Linked DNA regions of Homo sapiens: region 1 is linked to region 2. Evidence: chromatin loops called from intact Hi-C (ENCODE). Cell type or tissue: dorsolateral prefrontal cortex. All regions are shown on one strand. Region 1 has its middle 6.3 kb from the start of SFMBT2. Region 2 overlaps PRKCQ (protein kinase C theta).

Region 1 (5,000 bases), 970 kb before region 2:
CTGGCCCTCCTTTGCATTTTAGCCTTTTCTTCTGTTGCTAAATGATCCATGTTCCTTCAATCTTCCGTCCCATACATTATCTTTAGTCTCTGGCATCTCTACTATCATAAACTGTGGGAATGGAGTTTAGGGAAAACGTGCCCAGGCTCTAGAGTCAGACTGGCTGAGTTCAAGTTTGGGCTCCAACACTTACTAGTCAGGTATCCACAACCAGATGGCTTAATCACTCTCAGCCCCTCCCTCAGTTTCTTTGTCTATAAAGTGGGGACAATGACACTGCCTACTAAACATGCTTGCTGTGGGGTTAAATGAGGTAGGATACATAAAGCTCTTGGAAGAGGGCTTGGCACAGAGTATGTGCTCAATCAATGTTAACTGTTGTAATGAATTCCATAGCTTAAGGAATTGTGTCATTAGCAAGTGTACTCTATTGTTTGCTCAGATGCATTTGTATATTTTCTAGATTTTTTCATTTGTGCTATCCCTAAGGAATTGATTTCTGATTCGGCATAACTGCAAACCAAGAAAGGAATGAAAGGTGAATAAGAGCACTTAAACATTGGGGTCTTTCAGTTGCGTGAGCTGCTCTGTTTCCATTGGTTTAAAGACATAGAGAAAACACAGTTCCACTAACCATCCTGTGCTTGAGGAGTTTTTATGTAGGTGAGATCAGAGTGATGAATGATGATGGATGGATTCATTTCAAGTCCATTACAGAGCCAGCTTTACATGGACGTTTACATGGGATTCCTGATCATAGAGGCCACAGTCTAGTGAGGAATAGGAAGAGGGTGACACTTTTGCCTTCCTCCATTGCCATGCAAGCCACCCAAGCACCACAGAACAGAGAAATGGCTTCAGTTCAGTGTAAGGATGAATTTGCCAAGAGGAGTCAAAGGTGGAATGAGCTATCTCTGGAGGGAGTGAAGAGTGAGGTGTTCAAGCAGACTGCATGGTCATTTGTAGGGATAATGATAAGGTTTGGCTGTGTCCCCACCCAAATCTCATCTTGAATTACAATCCCCATAATCCCCATGTATTGAGAGAGGGACTCAGTGGGAGGTGATTGGATCATGGGAGCAGTTTCTCCCATGCTGCTCTCGTGATAGTGAGATCTCACCAGATCTGATGGTTTTATGAGGGGCTCTCCTCCTTCGCTTCACACACACACACATGCTCTCTCTTTCTCTTTCGCTCTGTCTCTATTGCCACCATATAAGACATGCCTCTTCCCCTTCGGCTGTGATTGTAAGTTTCCTGAGGCCTCCCCAGCCCTGCGGAACTGTGAGTCAATTAAGCCTCTTTCCTTTATAAATCAATTACCCAGTCTCGGGTATGTCTTTATAACAGTGTGAAAACAGACTAATATAGATAATGTAGAGGGGAGTTGGGCATGAGAGAGATGGCAGACCAGGTGACCTTTGTGGCTCATTCAACCTAAGAATCTAATTAAATTCAGGGAAACTGGGTTTGATCCCTTGGAGAACGCTTGGATTTGCTGTATGTGTTTGAACTGACCACTCTGTGTTTTCTCCCATCTGGGAATACTGGCACTTCTTGCTTAAGTTAGAAGTTACAAGTTAATAGCTTATGCCTGTGGTGTTAAATATCATCAAACTTTTGTATAATTTATTCTTTCTTTCCAATGGAGCCAAGACAATATCAAGATCTTTGTACTTACTTTTCCTGCTGTCTGGAGCTCTCTGTTCAAATGCCACTTCCCTGACCCACTTTCATAAAAAACGTCATCCTCCCCCAACACCATACTTGTCATTGTCACTTCCTGTACCTCCCCCTGCTTTTACTCTTTTCCATGGCACTGACATCCACATGACATATTAGATATTCATTTCTTTGGTGTTGATCTGTCCTTGATGAACTATAAGTGTCATGGAACAGGGCTTCATCTGTCTTGTTCACTGTATTTCAGATCCTACAACAGTGCCTGGCACACATCTGGTCCTCAGTAAATATTTGTTGAATGAGAAAAATGTAAGCAGAGATTGGTTTTTATTTTTCATTAATCTTCCTCTATATCTAATTTATGTAAGTTTCTCTTCAAAAAATTGATTGAAAAATCTTTTGAGTTTCCCCCATCCCCAAGGTATGAAATTAAAATGAAAATCTTCAAGAATTCAGCAACGATATCCATTTCAGAGGCACTTACAAGGGTTAAAAAAAATCAATCTTTAAAGGGATAAGAAAAAAACCATAGTGCTATATTAAAAACTGGTTTAAGTGACTCATTTTAAGAAAAGGAAGCAATGTTACTTTTCAAAGAAACATGTAAGTACTCTTTATGTCTAACATTCAAAGGATGAATGATTTGATAAGAATACAATTCAGCTTATTTGTAGCTAGGGCTTCTAAGCCATCATCTATAATCAAATATAGTAAGAACCAAATTCTTCCCTTACTACTGATATCTGTATTCTTCAACGTTCTTTATTTAAAAAAATAAAATAAACAACAACAAAAAACTATCTAAAAAATCTAAAAGCAAGTCAATGTCTGTTTCCAGTAGATGGCACTGCAAATCAAGTCTTTGTAGATCTACTAACTATCACTTCTTTGATCATGATAATAATGATTTATTCTGTACTAAGATCATCTAAAGCAGCTTACACAGTGAAAACAAATAGGATGGCGATGCTGAAGCTACATGAAAGCTGAGATAGTCCAGCTCCCTAATACTGGTATCTCTCCTCTTGTATACCATAGCCGGGCACTTATTAAGGTAGTGGGTGAATGTAACAAATTGTCCACTGTGCTTATTCATGGAAGTGCTTTTTCATGTGGGATTTTTGGTCGCTTGTTTTAGTTTGTTTAGTCTATTTTGCAGTATAAATTCAATGGGACTCTTGATGCTTTTACATGGTGTCAAATTCAACCTCATTCAGGCCAGTTATCATTCACAGAGGAAATACTGCTCTAGGGTCACAGACCCACATCTCTGACCTGCACTGTGTTTATGGTTGTTTGTTGAGGCATGATCTTGCTCTGTCACCCAGGCTGGAGTGCAGTGGCATGATCATAGTTCACTGCAGTCTCTACTGCCTGGGCTCAGGCAATCCTCTTGCCTCAGCCTCCCGAAGAGTTGGGGCTACAGGTGCATGCCACCATGCCCAGCTAATTTTTATTTTTTGTAGAGACAGGGTCTGGATATGTTGTTCAGGCTGGTCTCCACCTCCTGGGCTCAAGTGATCCTCCTGCCTCAATCTCCCAAAGGGCTGGGATTACAGGTGTGAGCTACTGCACCCAGTTGGGGTGTGTGTGTTTTTGCCAATAGATACCCTCAGTCATAAAGGGGTAAAATTAGAAAGTGTAAATGGTTCCAGACAACTCAAGTTCCACAAGAAAAAACCGAGATGCAACCTGTGTTTCAATGACAGTGACAGTGGATGAGGACTCAGCTTTATGTGTAAAGAAATATACATTTAAAACATATTTTCAAACCATTTAAAAGGGATATTACACATAATACAGACTAGGAGTTATGAAATGTTATCATATATGTAAAAAATACCTGGAATAGTGTCTGGAGCAAAGTAGATACTAAATAAATCCTCTGTCTCATTTTTGCTGTCTTTAAAAGGGCCTGAGAGCCAGTCCCTGCTCGGTAACTCTGTCCTTTAAAAGGCCTCTGTCATTTAATCTCTCTGGACTGCAGCTCTCAAAAGGGCTGGAACTGAGGCCACAAAGTCTAAAATATTATGCCTAATACACAGTAAGATTCACAAATGAAGGGCGTGATACCATGCATCCAGATGTACAAGCCAGCAGCCACAGAAGTTGGGAATGAATTTTGTCATGATGTTCTTCTCAGTGGAGAAAGAAGCCATTAGTCAAAACTGGAACATCCACAAGCAAACCACGTCGGCTCTTTCAATAAATGTCCTAGGAGAGTTCAGACCTCATGTCCTTTTTTTTTTTTTTTTTTTCTCTTGAGACAGAGTCTCGCTCTGTGGCCCAGGCTGGAGTAAAATGGCGCGATCTCGGCTCACTGCAACCTCTGCCTCCTGGGTTCAAGCAATTCTCCTGTCTCAGCCTCCCGAGTAGCTGGGATTACAGGAGCATGCCACCACACCTGGCTAATTTTTTTTTTTTTTGTATTTTTAGTAGAGATGGGGTTTCACTGTGTTCCCTGGGCTGGTCTCGAACTCCTGAACTCAGGCAATCCACCTGCCTTGGCCTCCCAAAGTGCTAAGATTACAGGTATGAGCCATCACGCCCGGCCTTCATGTACTTTTAAAAATATGCCCTGTACCCTATTATTTTTTTCTCTTGTTGTCAAGGAAGCTTGAAATTCCTTCAAATTATACAAGAGTCAATCGCAATAGTGTGTTTCTGAAATTTCTATAAATGTATGAGAAGGTGCTCTCTTAGGTGGTGATATTTTTTGAACCAATACACATCACTACACTCACTGAGAACTCTAGTTATTTTCACAAGCCATCTCAATAACCCCAGGCTTTTCTCAGAAGGACTGTCATAGATACACTCACCAGAGCCCCCACACTTTTATGGGCAACACAAAACTCATACAGTAAATGCAAAAACACAATAATAATCAAAAGAAGGCAAAAATATGACCTGAATGGTACCTTCACTGAAGGGCAGTGAGGCAAAGAAGGCCCTAATACCCTTTCCCTACAAATTCCTTTACTTAATTCTTTTTTATCTTCTGTGACCTCAGAATTTGATTGCTATATCAAATTGGCAGAATACCATATAAAGCAATTTATGGCTTTGAGGTGGGGTAGATTGCTTAGCACTGTTTAGGTCTGAAAGGACCTCACAGAACACCTAGTCCAATCCCCTCATTTTACCCAAGAGGAAAGAACGGCTCAGAGAGGTCACTGGACTTACAGAGGTCACACAGATAATTAGCGATGAAGCAGTGACTGAGGTCACTGGACTCCCAATACATTAACCATTAAGTGCTTTAATTGGGGATAGAAGATAAGGAAAAAAGGTGAAAAAATAAAAGACAGAGTGTA
Region 2 (5,000 bases):
GCCGACTAGGTGAGGCAGAGAATTAAAACACAGGAACACACAACTGCTGGGACAGAGGCCATCTGGCAGGCACCCATCGTTCCTGTGAGGAGAACTCAAATCTCAGAAGCTCATGCATTTCGTAGCAGAGTCAGGAGCTACACATGAAAAACACACCTGTGCTCCCTCAACTGGGGATCGTCTCACTAGGCTGCACCTCCTGAGAGCTAAAGTGCGTCTCAAAAGCCCCACTGTTCCCCCTGTGTTCCTATAATAGGAGCAAAGAGAGGCTGATGTCTCTTTGGAGGTGCAAACTCATTTTGACAAAGAATAGGAAGGCAGTTAAACAGGGAAATATCGTACTTTTTTTTTTTTTTTTTGAGGTGGAGTCTTGCTCTGTTGCCCAGGCTGGAGTGCAGTGGCACAATCATGGCTCGCTGCAACCTCCGCCTCCCAGGTTCAGGCAATTCTCCTGCCTCAGCCTCCCGAGTAGCTGGGACTACAGGCGCGTGCCACCATGCCCGGCTAATTTATGTATTTTTAGTAGAGACAGGGTTTCACCATGTTGGCCAGGATGGTCTCGATCTCTTAACCTCATGATCCGCCCGCCTTGGCCTCCCAAAGTGCTGGGATTACAGGTGTGAGCCACTGCGCCCAGCCGGAAACATCATACTTTCTATGGCACACTAGACACTCAGTAAATCCAGATGGGATTGCAATGCATGGAAGCAGCTCCCTGGAGAAAGTCGGATTTCCCTGGAAACCACACTGGTATTGGCCCCAGGAGGTCACTGACTGCTGGGGCAGCACTCACCCAGTTGCACATCATGGTGGCAGAGCCCCGCCTGTCCAGACCTGACTTCCCAGCTTCTGAGGCTGAAGGAGAACAGATGAGGCTTGCTCTGGCGTCGTTCGGTGAAACCACTGTTCCTCTCTCGCTGCTTTCCCGGGTTTCCTTGTGCATTTTGAGCTGTGCATCTGATTCTTTGGGTCAAAGCAAGGACTGAAAAAGAGCAGAACACAAGAAGAGATCACAATGAGGCAAGGTCCCGGGGCTGAGAGAGAAAGGGGCCACCCTTGCTGGTGTTTCTCCACCACAGTCTCTTTAAAAATTGGGCATGGGCCGGGCATGGTGGCTCATGCCTATAATCCCAGGACTTTGGGAGGCGGAGGTAGGCGGATCACCTGAGGTCAGGAGTTCGAGACCAGCCTGGCCAACATGGTGAAACCCCGTCTCTACTAAAAATACAAAAATTAGCTGGATGTGGTGGCACACACCTGTAATCCCAGCTCCCCAGGAGGCTAAAGTAGGAGAATCGCTTGAACTTGGGAGGCGGAGGTTGCAGTGAGCTGAGATCGCGCCACTGCACTCCAGCCTGGCCAACATAAGCGAGACTCTGTCTCCAAAAAAAAAAAAAAAAAAAAAAAACTGAGCATAGTGTGACCATGACAGCTTGAGGTTTAAAACCAAGAGGCACATTATGCTATGGAAGGAACATCACGTGGTAAAATCCTGAAAGACCAGATTCAGAACATTGCTCTCAGCTCACTAACTAGGAGACTTTAAGTAAGACCTTTGGCCTTTCTAAGCCCAATCATCACCCCCTATAGGAGAGGGATAACTGTGCCTAGCTCAGGGGGGTTCTTATCAATAAAAGACATAACGTCTGCAAAACTCCTAACACATATCAGTATTCCTGAGGCGAACACTCTGCTGCACGTGTGAGTTTGCGTTTTACTTCTTCCTCCTAAGGTAAAACTGAAATTTTTTACCAACATCGCCAAGCTTTGAAGCCTTAATTTGCACCACAGCTGTCTCCTGTCCTTCCAAATTTTCTTTTTGTTTGTCCTGCCAAAACGAAGTTGTTTACAAAGATATGTGGTTCAGAGACGTTTCTGGTTGCTTTGACGCCGCCTTGTGGGCAAGTCTCGGAAATTGCATGTGTCCCTGGCCCAGCAAATTGAGCAAAGATTGTATTAGGTGCATCTTATATTTCCTTATCATTCTCCCTGGGTCTACCTTCAGATGATTCCTTAAGGCAAAGCCTATTTTTTCTAAATTATAAAGTAAACTTTAGCATGTAAATATCGAGGTAAGAGTAGTGGGTAGCATTTTTATATTGGAAATCAGTAACATTGCAAAATTCTGTTTGCAACTTTATTTTCAGAAACGGGGACAAGTGCATCATCAAAGCAGATATTTATCATAACATTTATAGTTGTCCCATAAGACAAATCATCTTGACTTTGCTACTTTTCACTGGATCTCACAAGAAGCTTATAAGAAGCGGGCCAGATATGATTCCCGTTTTTCACAAACAAGAAGGGTGAAAGGGTCCTCCCAAAACTACACAATAAGGGATTAAGCCAGAAGTAGAGCCTGTGACGTTTTACATGGCCAGAAAAACTCTTGTGCTGCTGTTGATATTGTTCTTCTGTTTGTTTAGCAAGTCTGCCTTAGAGAGACTTCACAGCACCCCTGGGCCTCACTTAGCACTGATCTGTCTCCCAGGAGTGGGCCCCGGGGTGGTGGAGGGTCAGGGATGGGGTTGCCGTGCACATCAGTCTGCTCCATCTAAAAAAGCTCACCGACATCAAAACATCTGGCTTTCCTAGAAAATACTGGAATGTCTGGAATTTTTTTTTTTTTTTTTTTTTTTTTTTTGACAGAGTCTTGCTCTGTCACCTAGGCTGGAGTGCAGAGGCGCGATCTTGGCTCACTACAGCCTCCACCTCCCGGGTTCAAGCGATTCTCCTGCCTCAGCCTCCCGAGTAGCTGGGATTACAGGCGTGCGCCACCACACCCAGCTAATTTCTGTGTTTTTAGTAGAGACGGGGTTTCGCCATGTTGGCCAGGCTGGTCTCAAACTCCTGACCTCGGGTGATCCACCCGCCTCAGCCTCCCAAAGGGCTGGGAGAATGGCTGGAATTGTGGTGTCATTTTCTTTTCAAGGCCATCAGTGCTGCAATTCTGCCATTCATTCCAAAGGCCCATTAGAGAAGGAAGAGAAAAATTCCATGTCATACGAGTAGCGCCAACAAAAAAATACCTTCTGCGTGCGTGTGTGTGTGTGTGTGTATTTATGTGTGTCTGTTCACAGATGCACCCAGCTAAGCCCAAACACATTACAAGGTAGAACAGATGTTCATCCCCAAGAGAGTCTGACTGTCTTGCTTTTAAGTTTAGTGCCTCAATCCTATTATTCCTTCTCCATTTTGTTTTGGCTAATAAAGCAACTTGCCCGCAACTCATCCTTGGAGCAGCAGTCATGAATTAACGAAGATTTTTTTTCCCTCTTTTCCATTAAAAAAAATTTTATGTGCCACTATTATGTCCTAGGGTTTTGTTTTTAATTGTGGGAAAATACACGTAACATGAAATTTACCATCTGAACTATTTTTGTGTACAGTTCAGTAATGTTAAAAATAGTGCCAGGTGCGGTTAATCCCAGCACTTTGGAGGCCGAGGTGGGTGGATCACTTGAGGTCAGGAGATCAAGACCAGCCTGATCAACATGTGAAACCCTGTCTCTACCAAAAATACAAAAATTATCTGGGCATGGTGGTATGCACCTGTAATCCCAGCTACTCGGGAGGCTGAGGCAGGAGAATTACTTGAACCCAGGAGGCAGAGGTTGCAGTGAGCCGAGATTGTGCCACTGCACTCCAGCCTGGGTGACAGAGCGAGACTCCATTTCAAAAATAAATAGATAAATAAAATAAAGTGTATTGTATAGTTGTGCAATCAATCTCCAGAAGGTTTTCATCTTGAAAAACCAAAACTCTGTCCCCATTAAATACCAGCTCCCTATTCCCCCTCCCCACAGCTCCTGGCAGCCACTATTCCACTTCCTGTCTCTAGAATTTAACTATTAGGTTGGTGCAGAAGTAGTTACGGTTTTTGTCACTGAAAGTAAGGGCAAAAACTTCTGTTAATACTTAAGGTACCTTATGTAAGTGGAATCATTCAGTATTTGTCTTTCCCTGCCTGGCTTACTTCACTTAGCATAATGTTATCAAGGTTCACTCACGTAGCATGTGACAGGTTTCCCTTCACCTTGAAGGCTGAATAATATTCCTCTGTGTGGAGGTACCACATTTTCTTCAACGCCTTCCCTATCCCTCCTCCCTACCCTCTGCCCAGACCCTGGCGACTGCCACTCTCAGCTTCTATGAGTTCAACGTGTTTACGTTTCACATATAAATGAGATCTTGCAGCATTTGTTTTTCTGTGCCTGGCTTGCTTCACTCAACATCATGTTTTCCAGGTTCATCCATGTTGTTGCAAGTAGAGATTTTCTCCTTTTTCAGGGCTGATACTCCCCTGTGTATATATAGCACAGTTTCTGTATCCATTTATCCACTGATGGACACTTAGAGTCCATATCTTGGCTATTGTGAATGAAGCTGCAATGAGCAAGCAAGTGCAGCTGTCTCCTCTACATACTGGTTTTATTTCCGTTGGTAATTTACCCACCGGCACATTTTCCTTATTTCTTTCATCCATGGATGGGTCCTACCATGTACCATCTCAGAGAAGCTTAGGCACAGTTTGTTGGGATGTCAGACGCTGAGCAGAATGGCGCGTGCCCTCTACCTTCCAATGTCCAAAAAGGAATTCATTGAAAGATCAACATACAAAGCCTTTTTTGCCAGAAGAGTGGGTTGGTGAAAGGATAGGAATCTTTCAAAATGTTAGGTAGGCTTCCAGACTTTAAATCCTCCTCCCTAACAGATAGACTCAGACCCCGCTATCGAGCTGTAGGTAGCTCTTAGAGATCTTTCATTTCTAGATTTGAGTGCTTTGGGGTTTTTTTTGTTTTTGAGATGGAGTTTCTCTCTTGTTGCCCAAGCTGGAGTGCATTGGCATGATCTTGGCTCACTGCAACCACTGCCTCCCAGGTTCAAGCGATTCTCCTGCCTCAGCTTCCGGAGTAGCTAGGATTACAAGCACCCACCACCACACCTGGTTAATTTTTGTAGTTTTAGTAGAGATAGGGTTTCACCACGTTGGCCAGGCT

Evidence for each region. Hi-C counts contacts between places; a loop is a spot of excess contacts. Peaks named below come from ENCODE experiments on the same cell type or tissue, not always from the same donor. Only the 100,000 strongest peaks of a DNase experiment are listed, where the experiment ranks them.
Region 1: it touches region 2 in a loop (3-fold over the local background); 2 of 110 quality-filtered maps call a loop at or near these places.

What each region holds. Positions count from the first base shown.
Region 1 is chr10:7,414,790-7,419,789 of GRCh38, reverse strand. No RefSeq gene overlaps it. Among named protein-coding and RNA genes, the nearest start is that of SFMBT2, 6.3 kb to the right of the region's middle. In dorsolateral prefrontal cortex, CTCF peaks have their summits at 2,323 and 2,523 (motif pointing right); no DNase peak of the experiment used is centred here; H3K27ac peaks cover 1,111 bases.
Region 2 is chr10:6,442,766-6,447,765 of GRCh38, reverse strand. The region is part of intron 15 of PRKCQ (protein kinase C theta); the gene reads left to right. Among named protein-coding and RNA genes, the nearest start is that of LINC02656, 95 kb to the right of the region's middle. RefSeq lists an enhancer at 4,706-4,875. In dorsolateral prefrontal cortex, CTCF peaks have their summits at 1,682 and 1,883 (motif pointing left); a DNase peak (open chromatin) is centred at 1,905; H3K4me3 peaks cover 574 bases; H3K27ac peaks cover 1,057 bases.